Linked DNA regions of Homo sapiens: region 2 is linked to region 1. A link is a loop called in an ENCODE intact Hi-C map of the cell type or tissue named here. Cell type or tissue: PC-9. All regions are shown on one strand. Region 1 overlaps CLK3 (CDC like kinase 3). Region 2 has its middle 5.2 kb from the start of SEMA7A.

What was found. A loop is a pair of places that touch in the nucleus more often than their neighbours do. Peaks named below come from ENCODE experiments on the same cell type or tissue, not always from the same donor. Only the 100,000 strongest peaks of a DNase experiment are listed, where the experiment ranks them.
Region 2: it touches region 1 in a loop (14-fold over the local background); 6 of 110 quality-filtered maps call a loop at or near these places.

Annotation. Positions count from the first base shown.
Region 1 is chr15:74,629,216-74,634,215 of GRCh38, forward strand. CLK3 (CDC like kinase 3) reads left to right here. Exons shown (of 13, transcript NM_001130028.2): 13 at 492-986. The coding sequence ends at 668. EDC3 (enhancer of mRNA decapping 3) reads right to left here. Exons shown (of 7, transcript NM_025083.5): 7 at 1,343-3,731. The coding sequence ends at 3,397. Among named protein-coding and RNA genes, the nearest start is that of CLK3, 16 kb to the left of the region's middle. RefSeq lists enhancers at 110-610, 2,816-2,875, 2,936-3,085. In PC-9, CTCF peaks have their summits at 1,803 (motif pointing right), 2,920 (motif pointing left) and 3,120; no DNase peak of the experiment used is centred here.
Region 2 is chr15:74,436,675-74,441,674 of GRCh38, forward strand. No RefSeq gene overlaps it. Among named protein-coding and RNA genes, the nearest start is that of SEMA7A, 5.2 kb to the left of the region's middle. In PC-9, a CTCF peak has its summit at 2,238 (motif pointing left); a DNase peak (open chromatin) is centred at 2,207.

The sequences.
Region 1 (5,000 bases):
CCTTAGCCCTACCCCTTCCCCATAGGGTGGCTATGAATGTAATTGGGGAACACCAGAAGAGCCAGATGTCAGAAGCCCTGCTGCTTCCTGTCCCTCTCTCTCCTCGAAATTTTGGGAAGAACTAGGCAGGACTGAGGTGAGGGGGAGGGAAGACCTAGACATGGCCAGGAAGCCTCTGTCAACTGCATTTGGTGCTCGGACAAGTGAATTTCGCAGAGGTGATCTCTACCCACCTGTCAGGACTTTGCATGTGGGGGCAGAGGCATCAACCCAGCAAGACACCTAGTAGCCTGGCAAGTTCCGAGCAAAACGTTAAACAGGCATGAAAGGAAAGGAGCTGCTCATTGTCCAGGAGGGCGGAAGTAGAGTCCTCCAAGGAGGCATCACTGCCTCCTCGATCCAGTCCAGCAAGGCGTCCCAGAGGCAAGGGGACCTGCTGTGGCTTCCCACGACCCTGCCGTCACACTGAGGCACCTTGTGTCCCTGAGCAGAGTTACATGCTCCAAGACTCCCTGGAGCACGTGCAGCTGTTTGACCTGATGAGGAGGATGTTAGAATTTGACCCTGCCCAGCGCATCACACTGGCCGAGGCCCTGCTGCACCCCTTCTTTGCTGGCCTGACCCCTGAGGAGCGGTCCTTCCACACCAGCCGCAACCCAAGCAGATGACAGGCACAGGCCACCGCATGAGGAGATGGAGGGCGGGACTGGGCCGCCCAGCCCCTTGACTCCAGCCTCGACCGCCAGGCCCCAGGCCAGAGCCACCCAATGAACAGTGCAATGTGAAGGAAGGCAGGAGCCTGCAGGGGAGCAGACTTGGTGCCCAGCTGCCAGAAAGCACAGATTTGACCCAAGCTATTTATATGTTATAAAGTTATAATAAAGTGTTTCTTACTGTTTGTAACCCCTGGTACCAGTGTGTCCATCTCCAGGCTCCTTGCCTTCCCCTTACCTGACCTTATTAATAAAGTCTTTCTTAGCAGTTCAGCTTGTGGAGAGCTAAGTGTGAACTGGGCCAGGCACAGAAGAGCTAGGCAGGGGTAAGACCAGAATTGGGGACATCCTCTGGGCCCAGGCTGCTGAGCAGTCCTAGATGGCACCTCTGCCCTGCTGGCTTCTGTACCTCTCAGCCCCAGAGAACCTAAGGGAATCAGCCCACCGTGGCTAGCCAGGTGGGGTCTGGTTTTCCACAGCCTGCCAGTCCCATTACTGGCCAGGACTTTAGGCTGTATGTGCCCAACAACTATGGCCTGCTGAGGGCAGGAGACGAGTGGGGCGGGTTCCTAGGCTGGGACAGACAGCACCTCATGACAGCCTACAGAGCAAGTCACACGGCACAGGACTCAGTCAGTCATTCAGCTTTATTTCAGTGCTGGTTTTTGGTTCCCTAAGAGCTGCATGAGTGCTAGGCTTCACCACGTGACTGGGGGCCCCTTGGGAACTGGGTACTATGGGCAGGATGCCCCTGAAAAGAACTGAAGACAGAGGAATCATACTTCTCTTTAATACCTCTGGGGAAGGCCCAGGCTAAGGATGAGGGCAGGGACCAGTCCCAGTGCCCCCTGGGGAGAGAAGAGGGAGAAGCTTGGGCACAAACTCCCAGTGGCCCTGCAAGGCTATCATCCCTGGATCTTGCTGGAGTGGACAGTCTTCTGGGCCAGGGTTGTTCTAGCTTGTTTCTCACTGTACCTAATCAGGGGGCCTAACTGCATTAACAGGCAGCCAGAACCTACCTACCAAAAAGCCTGTAACCTAGACTGCTCCTCAGATTTTGGCCAAGAGAGGGCCCCGGCTTGGGAGCTGCTTGGCCCTGAGAGTGAGCAGAGGCTCAGAGAATACACAGCACAAGGGTTACAGTCCCTGGCCTCTTCCCATCGCTGGAGACAATTTAAGACTGAAGGGAAGATGAGAGGAGGGGCCAGCCCTCTACCCTGGCTCATCTGCTTCTGGCTATGTTCCTACAAGGGAAGTGATAACAGCCTGAAACCCGTGGTACCAGGGCCTACCCTATGTCCACAATCCTTGGTGAGCCCTTCTGTCCACCCATCCACCCGCTCAGCCAGCCTGGGCAGACACAGAGCAGAAGCAGCCTGAAGCCCTGAAGCAGGCTTAAACACAAGTCCTTGACAGGAATCCCTGCCAGGATTCCAGGCATAGATCCTGTTCTACCAGCCTCCAGGGCCTAGAGCTTGGCACCTTAGGATTTGAGCATCAGTGTGTTCCTATGGTTGGAACCCACACCAGCTAGCTCATCCAGAACTAGCCTCATTTTGCCATCTTTGAGACAGGGTGCTGGCCCCAAGCCTACTCATCTAGACTGGACAAATGTAAAAGGTTCAAAGCCCAGATGATGTAAGAGCTGGGGTGGAGCTCAAGCACGGGAGCCCATCTGCCTGCTCTGGGATGACAGCTGCAAAGGACCGTTTCAGGGGAAGGGCAGAGGGGATGAAAGAGTAGGTGGGGCATGTATGTGCGGGCAAAGGGCTGGAGGAGTGGTGGCCTAGGACAGAAGCACCAGGAAGCCTCTTCTGGTTCAGCACCAGGCTCCCCCAGGGATATCCCCATCTGAGGGGTCTGGCCCCAGACTAGGCAAAGGCTCAACCTGCTCAGCTTTGAGGGTGGGGGCGGGCACTGCTGGCAAGATGGGCACTGTGGTTCTACAGTAATATAACCTTATACTACCTGTGCTGAAGACGACAGAACAACATAAAATCCCAATACAGTAACACCATCCTAATGCCGCCCCCTTCCCTACCTCTGAGTGATGGAGGGAAAAGGAGGGAGAGATCCTTGGAAAAATCAGCATAAAACTTGGATCAGCTCAGGAGTAAGGGTCAAAACCCCCCAAATCAACTTGTGGGGCTAGGGGAAGGCCTGGTCTGTCACAGCCCTGGACATGAATGGAGAGTGCAGGTCTGCCCTCTGGTGGACAGCTGCCGTGCAGCTGGTTCTACAGAGGAAGGGCTGTCTGCGTGGGGAAAGCAGGGGAGACACAAAGCCACAAGCTCTGAAATAGAGCAGGTACAGGCCCCCAGACAGGACCTGGCCCACTCTTCAATGTGTGTGCCCAGGCCCAGTGGCTGTAAACCTGAAACACAGTCTTGAGAGCTGCCTACGGCTGTAAACAAAGGCCCACCTGGCCGTGCAGGGGGCTGAGGGTAGAGATGCCTGGAGTTGCTGCACGCTCAGCCTGCCACCCAGCCCGGAACCCAGTGGGAAAGACTTCCCTGGCTAAGAGCAAGTGACAGGTCAGTTTTAAGTAAGTTCTGTTCTCTCACAGAAGAAACAAACCCAAAAGAGAAAAAACTTTAACAAGGTCCATGAAGCTTCATATCCTTAAGGCGTTTGTTATCAGGAGCAGCAGGGGACAGCAGAGTCCTGCCTGCGCAGGAACCCTCTAAGCAGAGTGCAGTGGGATAACAAACTTGCAGCCAAAGGGCGAGTGGTAGTTGATGCCCACCTCCTGGAAGACCTGCTGGGGAATGCCAATGTCGCACAAATAGATACGGCCTGCGTGCTCCCCCAGTGGCAGAGGCAGGCCCAGTGCCAGTGACCATTTGGCATCAATGCCCTGTTCGACTTCATGCACAGGAGGGTCTATGCTGAGTACTGGTGCCCGGTTCTGGTTGGCCCAGGCCACAGCTGCCTTGTACCAGGGTTGATCGCGCAGGAAGACGTTCTCAGGGCAATCCAGGCAGTTGATGACCAGGTCCACAGGGCTAGTGGGCAGATCTGCAGGTGGAAAGAGTGCCATCTGAAAGTCCCTATGAGCAGAGAGCAGCCCAGGCTGGGACTAGGGCCCAGGTCACCCCAAGGGTGTCTTTGTTTTCCAGACACCACTCGAATGCCTCTCCAAAGGCTGGCCTTCTTAAAGCTGGGCCAGGGCACAGGCCCTAGGAGTTGCAAGCTGGCTGGGCTGAGTGCTAGAGACCAAGTGCATGTCAGCCCAGCAGACCACTGCCCTCCTGGAGTTCTCAGGATGAACCATTGTCGTCCTGAGTGTGCAGAGCTTCTCAGGGCACAAAGCCCTCACCTCCTCTGCCTTCTCAGGCATGCCTCTGTATATCCAACTAATGCCCTGGGCACCTTATGACCTCTGGGAAGGCAGAGTCCACTGTCAAGGTGGCCATCACAGGGAAACCCCACTCAGGTCCAGCAAAAACAGGAGCTGACTGCTATCTGCTGACCCAAGAAGGGTGAGCAGGTGAGAGCATGCTTATTCTATTCCAGCTGGCCTACTCATTCTACTCTAGCAAGCCTGTCCCCTCTCGTACTCATTATCTCACAGGAATGGGTCCTCCACTCAGCCCAACCTTAATTAAGAATTAAGAGGGAACCTATTACTATTCTCCCAGGCTCCTCTGCTCTAACCAGGCTTCTGGGACAGTATTAGAAAAGGATGTCTCAACAAGTATGTAGATCCTGTACTGGCCTAAGAAGTTAAACTGAGAATAGCATAAATCAGACCAAACTTAATGGTCGTTGAGACTTGTGTCCTGGAGCAGCTGGGATAGGAAAACTTTTGGGCAGCAAGAGGAAGAACTGCCTGGAAGGGGGCATCATGTTAAAAATTACAAGGGGAACCCACACCAGGCCCCCTTCCCAGCTCTCAGCCTAGAGTATTAGCATTTCTCAGCTAGAGACTCACAACTTCCTTGCTTAGAATGTGCCACCGGGGGGAGTCCCTGTGGGTGATGAGGCTCTCAAGAGTGAGAGTGGCATCCTATCTTCTGTGTGCCCACAGGAGCCTGGCCCGAGACTTAGCAGGTGAAGTTTCTGGTCCAGGCTTTGCCCTTGACTCACTATGTGACCTCTGGTGGAGTCCCTTCTCTGGGCCATATTTGCTCTCTCCAATTCTTCTCCCTGCTGTTCTCATTTAAACCCATTCCAGTCAGACTCTGTCCCTACCACTCCACTTAAGACCACTCATCAAGCTCACCAGGAGCCTCCACAGAGATGCTAAATCCAGTGGTCGATTCTGTCTTCCTTTGACCTTAACCT
Region 2 (5,000 bases), 190 kb before region 1:
AGGCACATTCTTGTCCCTCCCTTCTCCATGATTCCACATTCAGGGGAGGGAGGAAGAAATGATGCAGGGCTTCTATCGATAAGAAAAATACCTTGAGAAGGATCACTTCCTGAGCCCCATGGACAGCTGAGGCACAGCCCAATCCAAGAAGGCTCCTTTTGGAATGAAAGAAATGGATACACACAGACCTGAGATTCATGGTCTTGAAGCAGTGGCAGAAGCCCCGGGCAATCCCCCCAACATTCCAACTAAAGCCTCTCACCTTTCAGGGTCCAACTTAACTCATCCTTCCATTCTCCAGAGTTATCTGACCTCCTCCTCAGCCCTGATTCCATGGCTACACATGGCCTTCACAGGAGTGACCCACCTCAAACAAGAGGCCTGTGGGAGATAGAAGGATTCCGTGAGGAGATAACATATGCAGACGTGAGGTCACCCACACACAGTTCACTTCCTTTCACAGATACGATGATCCAAGAATCCCAATTCTTAGGATTAGAAGTAGCTCTCAGAGGGCATTCAATCCCCAACAGCCCCCTCCATGCTAGATCCCACCCCTTCTTTGAGGCCTCAGAGCTTGGTGGCCATTCAGACCTCCTGGCTACTAACAGCAGCAACAATTCCTATTGCCTACCACCATTACTACCTATTGCAGGGGGCAGAGACTTGGAACTGATGAGAACGAGGGGAGTGGGTGGGCTGGGGTCTGCAGAACCCTGTGCTGTCTATAAGGCAATTTCGACTCAGCTCCAGCCCATGGAACCATGAAGAAGTAAACCCAGTAGTGAAAGGTAGTATGATTTTCAAGAGAAGCTGAAAATTGAGGGCTGGGCACGGTGGCTCATGCCTGTAATCCCAGCACTTTGGGAGGCCAAGGCAGGTGGATCACCTGAGGTCAGGAGTTCAAGATCAGCCTGCACAATATGGTGAAACCCCATCTCTACTAAAAAATACAAAAATTAGCCGGGCATGGTAGCGAGCGCCTGTAATTCCAGCTACTTGGGAGGCTGAGGCAGGAAAATCACTTAAACCCAGGAGGCGGAGGTTGCAGTGAACCAAGATCGCACCACTGCACTCCAGCATGGGACACAAGAGTGAAACTCTGTCTCAAAAAAAAAAAAAAGAAAAGAAAAGAAAAAAGAGGCCAGGGGTGGTGGCTCACGGCTGTAATCCCAGAACTTTGGGAGACCGAGGTGGGTGGATCACAAGGTCAATGATTTCTGTCCTAATCATTCTACATGCATTTTTATCTGACAAGGTCAGGAGTTCGAGACCAGCCTGGCCAAAATGGTGAAACCCCATTTCTACTAAAAATGTAAACATTAGCCGGGCATGGTGGCACGCAACTGTAATCCCAGCTACTTGGGAGGCTGAGGCAGGAGAATCACTTGAACCTGGGAGGTGGAGGTTGCAGTGAGCTGAGATTGCGCCATTGCACTCCAGCCTGGGTGACAGGGCGAGACTCCATCAAAAAAAAGAAAAGAAAATTGACTCTTTGTTGAAACTCTCTCTTTTAAAATATTGGCAAATAATTCAAAAGTTAAGGAGGATGGATATGGGCAAATAAAAACAGGTCTGGGGCCCATATCTGGGACCCCCAACATACCATGTGCCCACTGTGACTATCTCACAGGCACAGGCACGACAGTCACTATACCTGGCCCAACTCTTGGCAGACCATGTCAGGCAAGGAGTGCCAAGAAGACACTTCTCAGGCTGCCCAGGCCATGCCTCACCCTCCCCTCAGTGCTCTGCCTGCCTCCAAACCTCAGCCAGGACATTCCCCTCAAGTGCCTGCCTCTTCCTCCTAGACCAGTTCAGAGATCACCACCTTCCATACATCAGTTCAGCCCACTGTGAATGGAGAACTTCTCAGAACTGCCACCACCTTCTTAGCCCTGAGGGTCGTGCTCCCAGCAGCATCCCATGCCTACATCTCTGCTTTCTATCCTAATCATTCTACGTGCATTTTTATCTGATCAACCCTACCTAAATTGCTAAGATCTAAGTAGGGCCAGCCAAGTTAAGTAAGACAAAGGAAAAATCCAAAGAGGAATATTCAGTCAGCAGAGAAGAGACAGATTTTTTTTCCTTCTAGCAGGGCACTCAGCTCACCTGAAAACACTACAGGTCCTGTGCCTTCCACAGACAAATCAGCAACATCCTTAGCCCCAAGCCCCAAACTTGGCCAACGTGGCACTGGGCTTGTGGTGGGAGTGCCACCTGGTGGCCACTCTGGAACAGAGCCGAGTCTTAGCAAAGACCAAGTGCATCTCTGCTCTCTGTTCTAGTCATACATTCTACATGCACTTTTCTGTGATAGACACTCCCCAGACTTTCTGGAGACAAACTTCTCCCTCCCATTCCTATGCCCCTAATCCATCTCTGAGCCTCTATTCTCACTGTCCAAAGCCTGAGGCAGGGCAGAATCTCATGGATGTCACATAGAATCCATCTAGACTAACAAAATCTCCTGACTAGACATGGCTGGGAGGCCAAAGATGAAGTCTCAGCCTGGATACTGACTCAAGCAAGGCCCTGACCCAGTCCAGGCCTCTGTTTCTTTGTGTACAAAATGAGAAAGAAGAGCTAAAACTCCATCTCTTCTCCTGGTCTATCTTCTCTCTGTATCAGAGAGAGACAAAGCTTTCTCATTCCATCTTCTGCATTTCCTTCTATAGGATGAATTAAATATGCTTTTAAATGATGTCGGCCAGGCATGGTGGCTCACGCCTATAATCCCAGCACTTTGGGAGGCCGAGGCAGGTGGATCACCTGAGGTCAGAAATTCAAGACCAGCCTGGCCAACATGGTGAAACCCCGTCCCTACTAAAAATATAAAAATTAGCTGAGGATGGTGTTGTGTGCCTGTAATCCCAGTTACTCAGGAGGCTGAGGCAGGAGAATCACCTGACCTAGGAGGTGGAGGTTACAGTGAGCCGAGAGTGCACCATTGTACTCCAGCCTGGGCAACAAGAGCAAAACTCCATCTCTAAACTAAACTAAACTAAAATAAAATAAAAATAAAGTGATGTCTATAGGAGAGAAGATGTCCCAGGACCCTCCCAGCTCTGATGTGATCCTTGGGCCTGCTGAGGCCACTTCAGTGAGGAGATACACATGCAAAAGGGTGGTTACCCACAAACAGTTCACTTTCTTTCATGAATATAATGATCCAAGAATCTCAATTCCTGGAGTTAGGAGTAGCTGTCAAAGGGGATTCAGTCCTACCTGAGAGCCACTCACAAGACTCCTTATGGTGGCCATGCAGGTTCTGCTTACATACCTCCAGTGATGATGAGCTCCCTCACAAGCCAGCGTTGCCCATCTTGTTTAGCTCTGACACAGAGCTTTCTTCCCCAGTGGAAGACTCCCAAACAGTGGTCCTAAATCTGCCCTCTGAGGCAACAAGGACATGTCTAATCTCTCTTCCTGGAATACGGCCCTTCAGTGATTTCACAGAGGTCACATCCTTCTAAATCGGCTCTTTATTCAGGGTAAATAACTCCAGTTTCAAATAGATCCCTCATGGGGCTTTCCTTGAGAGGCTCTCTAATCCTGGTTGATTTCTAAGACACGATCAGTCCGTCATTTAGCAAACTTTTACTGACCCCTCCTAGGTGCTAAACAGTCCAGATTGTGTCTCTCTCTTTCAAAGATCAGGCCTCAGATCAGAACACAACACCTAGTGTGGAGGCTGAGCAGTAAAGGGCTGAAAGACTAGCTTCCTTCCTCCTTATTCTAGCACCTCTAAAGGCACTCTTAATGGGTTGAGACAACACGTTGTTAAATCCTCTTGATCTCAGCCCAGGGTTATCCCTGGGCCAATTCTCAACCATCAGTAGTGGCTCTCTGGGATGCTCATTTGAGAAAGATTATTGAATCTGGGCCCAGGAGAAGAAATGAGACTCGATTCTGCATAAGAGCAATTAATTTTCTGGTCCCCCTTGGCCGGGCGCGGTGGCTCATGCCTGTAATCCCAGCACTTTGGGAGGCCGAGGTGGGCGGATCACGAGGTCAGGAGATCGAGACCATCCTGGCTAACACGGTGAAACCCCATCTCTACTGAAAATACAAAAAATTAGCTGGGCGTGGTGGCGGGCACCTGTAGTCCCAGCTACTCAGGAGGCTGAGGCAGGAGAATGGTGTGAACCCGGGAGGCAGAGGTTGCCGTGAGCCGAGATTGCACCACTGCACTCCAGCCTGGGTGACAGAGTGAAACTCTGTCTCAAAAAAAAAAAAAAAATTTCTGGTCCCCACTGCAGGACCTTAGACTTTCTTTGCTTCTGTCCTTGTTAGGGTTACTTCATTGTCTGGGCCCTGATGCCATCTAGAACATTCACTGGCCCAGCTCTGAGTGCCTGGCATCTCTGATACACATACTCAATATCCACTTATAGAAATTGAGGGAAAACGTCAAACAAGGCACAACTGACGCTCCAAGAAGTTAGGTCATATGTGGAAAAGCAATCTAAACCTCAATCTGACTTAGAAGCCTAAGTCCCCTCCAAGACCTGAGCTGCCACTCCAAAGGTAAGTGGTTAGGAGACCCTTCGGCCAGCCAGGCACAAGGCCCCAGGTGGGTGCACTGATGGAATCATGCTGACACAATCCCACCCAAGCCCTAGAAAGGCCACTTCCCCAGCATACAGGAAGCACTCCTCTGTACATGGGGCTAATAATATCTAGTTTTCAGAGTCGCTATGAGGATTAACTAAGATGGCACATGTGAGTGCCTAGCTCAATGCCTGGCACAGAGAGGATGCTTGATAAATAAGCACTACTGTGCTGTGTAATGTACTATTAATATTAGCTAGTTTTGCCAAGATAGAGTAGGCCAGTGCCTGGGTTGCCACGAAAGCATTTCTAGCATAGAAGTTGAATTCTATTCCCAGCGATCTCAGAGCCTATGAGAACGAGACAGGCCCAGGCCCAGAGGAACTAGGGGCACAGCTGAACTGACCTGAGCCCAGCCCAGGGCCAGAGGGGACCCCACCTGC